Regions from separate parts of the Homo sapiens genome. Here region 1 is linked to region 2. The links are chromatin contacts, found by Hi-C or POLR2A ChIA-PET in ENCODE. All regions are on one chromosome and are shown on one strand. The core of a region is the stretch at or near the end of the contact, and the rest is flanking DNA. Distances in the headings are between cores, read along the strand shown. Region 1 holds the start of AFAP1L1 (actin filament associated protein 1 like 1). Region 2 overlaps ABLIM3 (actin binding LIM protein family member 3).

Region 1 (3,842 bases), core at 1,164-3,663, 84 kb after region 2:
CCGGAGGAGCATTTGATCTCAGAAGTTCGAGACCAGCTTGGGCAACATAGTGAAACCTTGTCTCTATCTTAAATATTTTTTTAAACATTATAAAAATAAAAATATTTACAAAAGCCTCCGTCTGTTTTTGCAATAGTAACATTTCATACTGTTTTTCTAAATTATTTCAAATGAAATATTATGTTTTTAGAAGAATTAGTGAGCTAGCCTGAGAACTTAAAATACAATTTATGGGAGGCCGGGCGCGGTGGCTCACGCCTGTAATCCCAGCACTTTGGGAGGCTGAGGCGGGTGGATCACGAGGTCAGGAGATCGAGGCCATCCTGGCCAACATGGTAAAACCCCGTCTCTACTAAAATACAAAAAATAATAATAATAATAATTAAAAAATAAAATAAAATACAATTTATGGCCTTGTTTCCAAGTGTTCAGAGTTCAAACAATAAACTTTTAAAACTTAATCCACTGGTAAATTGTTGGTTGGCTGCTTTAGAATTGAAACTGACCTTTTCAAATTGGAAAAGGGGACAGCAACAAAAAGGAACTCAGAAAATAATAATGGCTCATATTTTATAGCTGTTTGTGGTTTATAAAGTGGGTTTGTATTATTTCATTTGCCCTACCAACAGTCCTGTGAGGACTTACAGTATGAGGCTTCCCATAGCACAGATGAGCAAGAAAACCTCATTGACGAAAAGTTATTATACTATGTAGTATTTAGATTGGAGCAAAAGTAATAGCGTTTTTTGCCATTACTTTCAGTGGCAAAAACCACTATTACTTTTGCACCAAACTAACAGAACAAGAGCCATGCACAAGTTTTCATACACTGTTCACAACATCACATTTGGTCTGAGTGCTCACACACACACACACTAAATTACTGATGCAATATTTTAAGAAAATGTTAATTTTAATTTGCCCATAAAAGCAATAGAGAAAATATTCCCGGCCAGGCTAGGTGGCTGGCGCCTGTAATCCCAGCACTTTGGGAGGCCGAGGCAGGTGGATCACCTGAGGTCAGGAGTTCGAGACCAGCCTGGCCAACATGGCGAAACGTCGTCTCTACTAAAAATACAAAAATTTGCCCGGAGTGATGGTGGGCGCCTGTAATTCCAGCTACTCAGGAGGCTGAGGCAGGAGAATTGCTTGAACCCGGGAGGCAGAGGTTGCAGTGAGCCGAGATCGCGCCACTGCACTCCAGCCTCGGCGACAAAGGGAGACTTTTCAAGAAAAAAAAAAAAGAAGAAAAGAAAATATTCCCAGTCCAGGAAAGTACAGGAGGGTCTTTCCCAGGCCTTTTGTTGCCTCCATACCTCTGTGGTAGCTGTTCCCTGTTCCAGAATGTTCTAAGTAGGGAACAGTGGTCAGCTCAAAGCTGAAAACCATGGCCTGGCCCATGGTGGGAGGAGCAGTGTCTAGGAGAACAATTGGTCCTGGACTTTATGAAGGGTCTTAAAGTCAGACATTTGATATTGTGTATAAATGAGTGAGACCTATTTTCACAGGGATATACTAATAAGGTGAAGAAGTTGACATTCTTCATACAGCTTTAAACTTAGATCCCATTACTGTTCCACACTGGTCATAGCAATATTTTCTACAATCTTGCGAAAAGTACACTTATATTGCACTGTATTTTGTATGCTAAAAGTATTCATTTCCACATTTTTTATCACCCTGTTCTGCATGTTTTCACGTGTTACTCATTTTTCTATTCTTTTTCTGAATTCTCCCAGATCCTCGTTATGTTTTCACGTTTTAGTACACAAGGAACCTCAAAAGTTGAAAGTGTCCCAAGCCCTTGCCCACCTTTCAGCAAGCCTCTCTTTCTCCCTTTCCCAGGTGCTTTTCTTTCTGAAGATCTTTGTTATTATTTAACTCCTCTTTCGCAACACCACTGACATTGCACCGGCATCGCCGCGGGCCCACTGTCTGGCTTAGAAGGTGCTCAAGAAAGACCCGCGGCGAATGGAGAAGACAAGCCCAAAGCCAGGAAATGGGTGGCGGCTGCAGGGAAGGGGGTTTTGATTCCCTAGGATAAAAACGCGCTCCAACAGTCTCCGCATTCCGGCATGGAGCCGGCTGAGGGGTGCGGTGGTAAGACCCCATCGCTAGCGGAGTGCAAGCAAAGCCGCACACCTCCTGGGTCCGGGCTGGGGCAGGCCGCGCGGGCGCGGGAACGAACGCGTGCGGACGGGGAAAAGGGTCCTCCAAGCCCAAGTGGGAGCGCCGCGGAGGGCGAGCGAGCGGCAGGGCGCGGCGGGGCGTGTGCGGCACCACGGGACAGCGGGCTGCGGCCCAGGGGGCGAGGCGTGCTCGGGTCTATTCCGGGAGCGGCTCTGAGGGGCGGGCGCGGGCGCGGGCGGGGCGGGGGCTGCCGGCGAGCATCCTGTCTGGGGGAGGGGACCGCAGAGAGCGCCGGCCGCTGGGCTGGCCTGAGAGCGCAGCGCGCCGGCCGCTACCAGCCGCGCCGGAGCCCCTGCGCCCTGCGGCCCGCTCCCCGGGGACCGGGCCGGCGCCATGGACCGAGGCCAGGGTAAGAGGGGCCGCGACGCCCGCACTTGTTGCGGCGCCGGGCGGGAAAGGGAGACTGGACGATCTGAAGCCGGAGAGGAGGAGGGAGAGAGGCGGGCGGTGGGGCGGGGGCTGAGGAACGCTCGGAGGGGACTGGGAGACGCGGCGCTTATGCAAAGGTGCCTTCGGCTGCCGGGACAACCCGGTGCGTGTCAACGCCCGTGTCCTGGGGCCAACTCGCCTCTCGTGTGTGAAATCAGAGTTTTCATAGGCTAACGATTTGTAACTTCATAAAAGATCCCCCTCTAGTTTCCGGAGGACAGCGAGCTCCTCCCACCTCATTCCACTCTAAAGGGGAAAACAAGGTGTACAGGTTCAACTCCCGAAACACCCGCTGTGGGCAGCCCCTAGGGAGAAGCTCTAGGGGACCGAAGTTTGCAGCTGCCTAGGGCATTGCGAGAAGGAGGAGCGCCGTGAGCAGGCGCGCGTGTGCATGCATGTGTGCGCCAGGGAGGGAGGAGGCGGGGGTGGTTCTATCCCGCACCAGCTGTGTCCTCGGCCCAGCCCTTCTCTCTGGACCAGCGACAAAGTTGGACTAGATGGTCTCCAAGGCACCTTGCCGACCCTTTTCCAGTGTATTTGGTAGACGTTTCACAGAAGTGGAGGGGACTTACTGAAATTGAGATTGACATAAGCCGAGAGGGCAGCATTCGTAGGGGGCTAGCGCACATTTTTTTCTGTTTGTTTTGTTTTGTTTGAGACGGAGTTTCGCTCTTGTTGCCCAGGCTGGAGTGAAGTGGCGCGATCTTGGCTCACTGCAACCTCCGCCTCCCGGGTTCAAGCGATTCTCCTACCTCAGCCTCCCGAATAGCTGGGATTAGAGGCATGCGCCACCACACCCGGCTAATTTTTGTATTTTTAACAGAGACGGGGTTTCACCATATTGGCCAGGCTGGTCTGGAGCTCCTGACCTCAGGTGATCAGCCGGCCCCGGCCTCTCAAAGTGCTGGGATTACGGGCGTGAGCCACCGCGCCCGGCAGCGCACATTTTAAGTAAAGGTCTAGACATGGCCTTTGGCAATGGCCAGATGGGCATGTGTGTGTCTGTAAAGAAGTGGCCTGCTTGGACATGTGAACAGTGTCAGAGGCTGGGAATCAGAACCCCAGGGTTTCAGTCTGCACCTCTGGGATCCAAAGAGATCACAGGTGTGACGGCACTAGATAAACTAGTGAGTGCTGTGCCAACAGGCGAAGTGTTGTTGTTGTTGCTGTTATTAATAATGGAAAATTCATTCCCCTCCCCACGATAATCTCACACCTCTCCC
Region 2 (4,076 bases), core at 1,003-3,502:
AAACAAGCCAAATGGCCAACCCAGATTCAAGGTCACGGAGAAATAAACTTTGCCTTTTGTAGGGAGATCTGCAGCATCAGATTTCAAGGGTGTTAATACAGAACGGAATAATTTGGCCATTTTCACATTTACCACACGGAGTTTGTAGAATCTCTTTCAACAGAGATTTTAAGGGGAAAAAAATAGACCAATATTTTTCTGAATATTTTCAATGTCCGTTTGCTTAAAGGTAAAAGAAATGAGAGGATTTTTATTTCCAACAGCAATCAACATGACAATTAAGTACCCTATTAGATAGCTTTCTCATCTAAAGAATCTAAAAATTGTTATGAATTTCTTTTACGACTCTTTTAACATGCACTACCATGCTGACATGAAAGGAAGGAATCTACGAAGGCTAAAAACGGAAACAGAAACCCTGCTGTGACTCCCAATGCCTTATTTCATCCTGATAGTTTATCTTAAACCTTGGAGACCTTGAGCTTTTACTCTGTTGTCTAAATGGATCATGGAGAACAGGAGGCAAAGCTTAGCATCTAGTCAAAGTGGGAATCCAATAGGAGACCTATGTATAAAGCTGTTTCCCCTGAAAAAAATATTCTCAGCATATGATGGATGAGAAATAAACTGGCTCTGGAGAGGGAGAGAGCAAGGAAACTTGCCTGTTCCAACTTTGGCACTGAGTAGAGGGGAATAAAACAGTGGCTCACTCCTGTAATCCCAGCAGTTTGGGAGGCTGAGGTGGGAGGGTCACGAGGTCAGGAGTTTGAGACCAGCCTGGCCAACATGGTGAAACCCCACCTCTACTAAGAATACAAAAATTAGCTGGGTGTGGTGGCAGGTGCCTGTAGTCCCAGCTACTCAGGAGGCTGAGACAGGAGAATCGCTTGAAGCCGGGAGGTGGAGGTTGCAGTGAGTCAAGATCACGCCACTGCACTCCAGCCTGGTGACAAATTGAGACTTCATCTCAAAGAAAAAAAAAATTATGAAAAATTACTTATGAAAATATCTGTCCATAATCCACCCTTTACATGGATTCATGACTATATTCGTGTTATATATTTGTTATAAATAAAAATTTATAACAATATATAAAATATGTAATAGAGTCAAGCAGAAAATTTAAGTTACAGCGGTCTCCCACTTGGCAAATGGCAAAAGCAAATGATACTCCTCTTTGGAGGAACTCAACTTTATTCCAGGCCTCAAAGACTTTCCACACATAGTGTTATCAGGAAAATGAGTAACTCACAGTCAGTCAAAAACATACAAATTATAATGGAATGAGAGCCAGCAGAAACAATGGCGAGCAGAATCAGAACCTCAACAACTTTGTATATTGAAATTTCCTGTCATTACATAATAACTATATTGATACATTTAAACAAGCTAGAAAATATGAGCAAAAAAAAAACAACAGTGCATTATAAGCAATAGTGCAGAAGATTTGAAAAGGAAACAAATAAAACTTCTAAAAATAGAAATATATAATCTTTGAAATTAATTCAATGTATCAATTAAATAGCAGATTAGATGTTGCTAAAGAAAAAATTAATAAAACAGAAGATTTCATCCAAAAAAAGTTATACAGATAATAGATCAAAAATATGAGAAGGTGGTAAAAATAAAAAAGAAGCTAATATATGGAGAATATAGTGAGAGGTCCTGACATATATATCTAATCAGAGTTCTGGGGATAGATAATAGAGAACATGAGTGGGAGGACAATATTTGAAGAGACAACAGCTATGAATTATCTAGAGCTGTTGAAAGACACATATCCTTGAATCCAGAAAACCTAATAAATTCCTGCAGGAAAATTTAAAAGAAATCCACCTACAATATCAGAGTAAAACCTCAGATCATCAAAGAGCCGATCTTAAAAGTAGCCAGGGAGAAAAGACAAATCATCTGCGTATAAATGGTAAATGGCCAGACAACTGACTTTTCAGTAGCAACAAGCAAACTAGAAAACAGCAGAAGAATATATTTAATGTACTGAAAGAAATAACTGTCAAGGAAAGATTATGTATTCAGCAAAACTATCTTTCTATAACAAAGACAAACCTACAACTAAGATTATACTTAATGGTGAAAGACCGAATGTTTCTGTTAGATATGAGTTCTAAATTTCTTTTCAAAGAATTAATACGTTAGTATGTTCAATTCTTTGCCTTCTACTTTTAAACTTAACTTCCTCGTAAAGCAACATTTTTCAATTACCTACTCCACCCTGACTCATTCCGATTTCCTACCCCACCCTGACTCATTCTGATTACCTACTCCACCCTGACTCATTCTGATCACATGCTCCACCCTAACTCATTCAGATTACCTGCTACCTGCTCTGCCCTGACTCCCGCCAAAGCACTCACCCCGTCATTCTCTTTAAATTAGCCAGTCGGAATTTGTTTAGCCTGTGCGGTCTAACCCTAGCCAATAGGGAAACGACACAGCAGCAGGGGCCACGTGCCTCAGGGATAAGAACCTCTTCCCCTCCCTTGTCCAAGTGCACCCTCACCTTTGCTCCATCTGTAAGGGCGCACCGTTCTATAGTAATAACTTGCCTTGCTGAGAATTAAAAAGAAAATTTTATATTCTAGTGCTATTCCTTTTGCAGCACCGAAATTTTATATATAACATTTCCCTGTAAGATCAAAAACAAGACAAGAATTTCTGCTCTCACCACTTCTATTTGACATTGCATTTCAGGTTTGTGCTAGGTTAATTAAGGAAGAAAATGAAATAAAAGGCATCCAGATTAAAAAGGAAGAAGTACAACTAATCTCTATTTGCACATGACATGATCTTGTATAGCAAATCCCAAGGAATACTAAAAAATTATTAGAACTAATAAGTTTATCAAGGTTTCAAGATATAAGATCAAATACCAAAATCAATTATATTTCTATACCATAGCAATAAACAATCTGAAAATAAAATTGAGAAAACAGTTCCACTGGCAATAGCATCAAAGGAATACATAGGAATGAATTTAACAAAAGAAGTTCAAAATGTGTACTATGAAAACTACAAAATGTTAAACAAGGCCTAAATAAATGGAAAGGTGTCCCTTGCTCATAAAATAAAAGACTTATTTATTATTAAGATGGCAGCACTGGCTTGCAGATGGCCGCCATCTTGCTGCGTCTTCGCATGGCAGAGAGAGAAAGGGAGAGAGGGACAGCCAGCAAACTCTCTAGTGTCTGTTGTTTTAAGAGTACTAATCTCATCATGAGGGCCCCACCCTTATGATCTCATCTAAACCTAATTATCACACAAAGGCCCATCTCTAAACACTAGGATGTTGGAGGTTAGGGCTTCAACATATGAATTGGGGGTGGGGACAGAATTCAGTCCATAGAAAATGCAATCCCTATCAAAATCTCAGCTGGCTTCTTTGCCAAAATTGATGGTCTGATCCTAAAATTCATATGGAATTTCAAGGGACGGACATAGAATAGCCAAGCAATCTTTAAAAAGAACGAAGTTGGAGAACTCACACTTCCCACTTTTAAATATGCTACAAGGCTATAATAAACAAGATAGGGTGGTACTAGCACAAGGATAGGCATAGAAATGAATAAAATCAAAAATATAAACATAAACTTATATTTATGGTTGGTTAATTTTCAACAAGGCTGTTGAGATAATTCAAGAGGGGAAGAATGGTCTTTTCAAAAAAAGGTGTTTGGAAAACTGAATATTCATATGCAAAAAATGAATTCACACTCTTTCTTTACACATACATAAAAATTAACTAAAAATTGATTGAAGACCTAAATGTAGAAGGTAAAATTGAGAAACTCTTAGGAAAAAATATAAGAATAAATCATTGTGATCTTGAGTTGTGCTAAACCTTCTTACATATGACACCAAAAGCTCAAGCAACAAAGAAAAAATATATCAATTAGATATTATCAAAATTTAAAACTTTTGTGCTTCAAAATACACCATCAAGAATGTGAAAAGACAACCCATAGAATAGGAGAAAATATTTGCAAATTATAAATCTGAAAAAATATTTGTGTCTCAGCTATGTAAAGAATTCTTACAATTGCATAATAAGAAGACAA

The links. Hi-C counts contacts between places; a loop is a spot of excess contacts on that map. ChIA-PET counts read pairs that join two places held with the same protein, here RNA polymerase II (POLR2A). Pooled maps may share reads with other maps.
Region 1: a loop to region 2 is called in a map of Jurkat, with 3 times the contacts of the local background. The contact joins the promoter of AFAP1L1 here to the enhancer-like site in region 2. A Hi-C loop is called at or near these places in 3 of 168 maps with a recorded cell type or tissue (CD4-positive, alpha-beta T cell, Jurkat and naive thymus-derived CD4-positive, alpha-beta T cell) and 1 of 50 pooled maps. POLR2A ChIA-PET finds 5 or more read pairs at or near these places in 1 of 52 experiments (WTC11).

The regions. Positions count from the first base shown.
Region 1 is chr5:149,269,446-149,273,287 of GRCh38, forward strand. AFAP1L1 (actin filament associated protein 1 like 1) reads left to right here and starts at 2,414. Exons shown (of 19, transcript NM_152406.4): 1 at 2,414-2,539. The coding sequence starts at 2,524. RefSeq lists enhancers at 2,393-2,932, 2,933-3,474, 3,475-3,842.
Region 2 is chr5:149,185,444-149,189,519 of GRCh38, forward strand. The region is part of intron 3 of ABLIM3 (actin binding LIM protein family member 3); the gene reads left to right. Among named protein-coding and RNA genes, the nearest start is that of ABLIM3, 46 kb to the left of the region's middle. RefSeq lists an enhancer at 1,786-2,985. Within about 2 kb of position 2,253, at least 4 of the 41 ENCODE cell types and tissues checked have a DNase peak (open chromatin) inside an H3K27ac peak, as active enhancers do.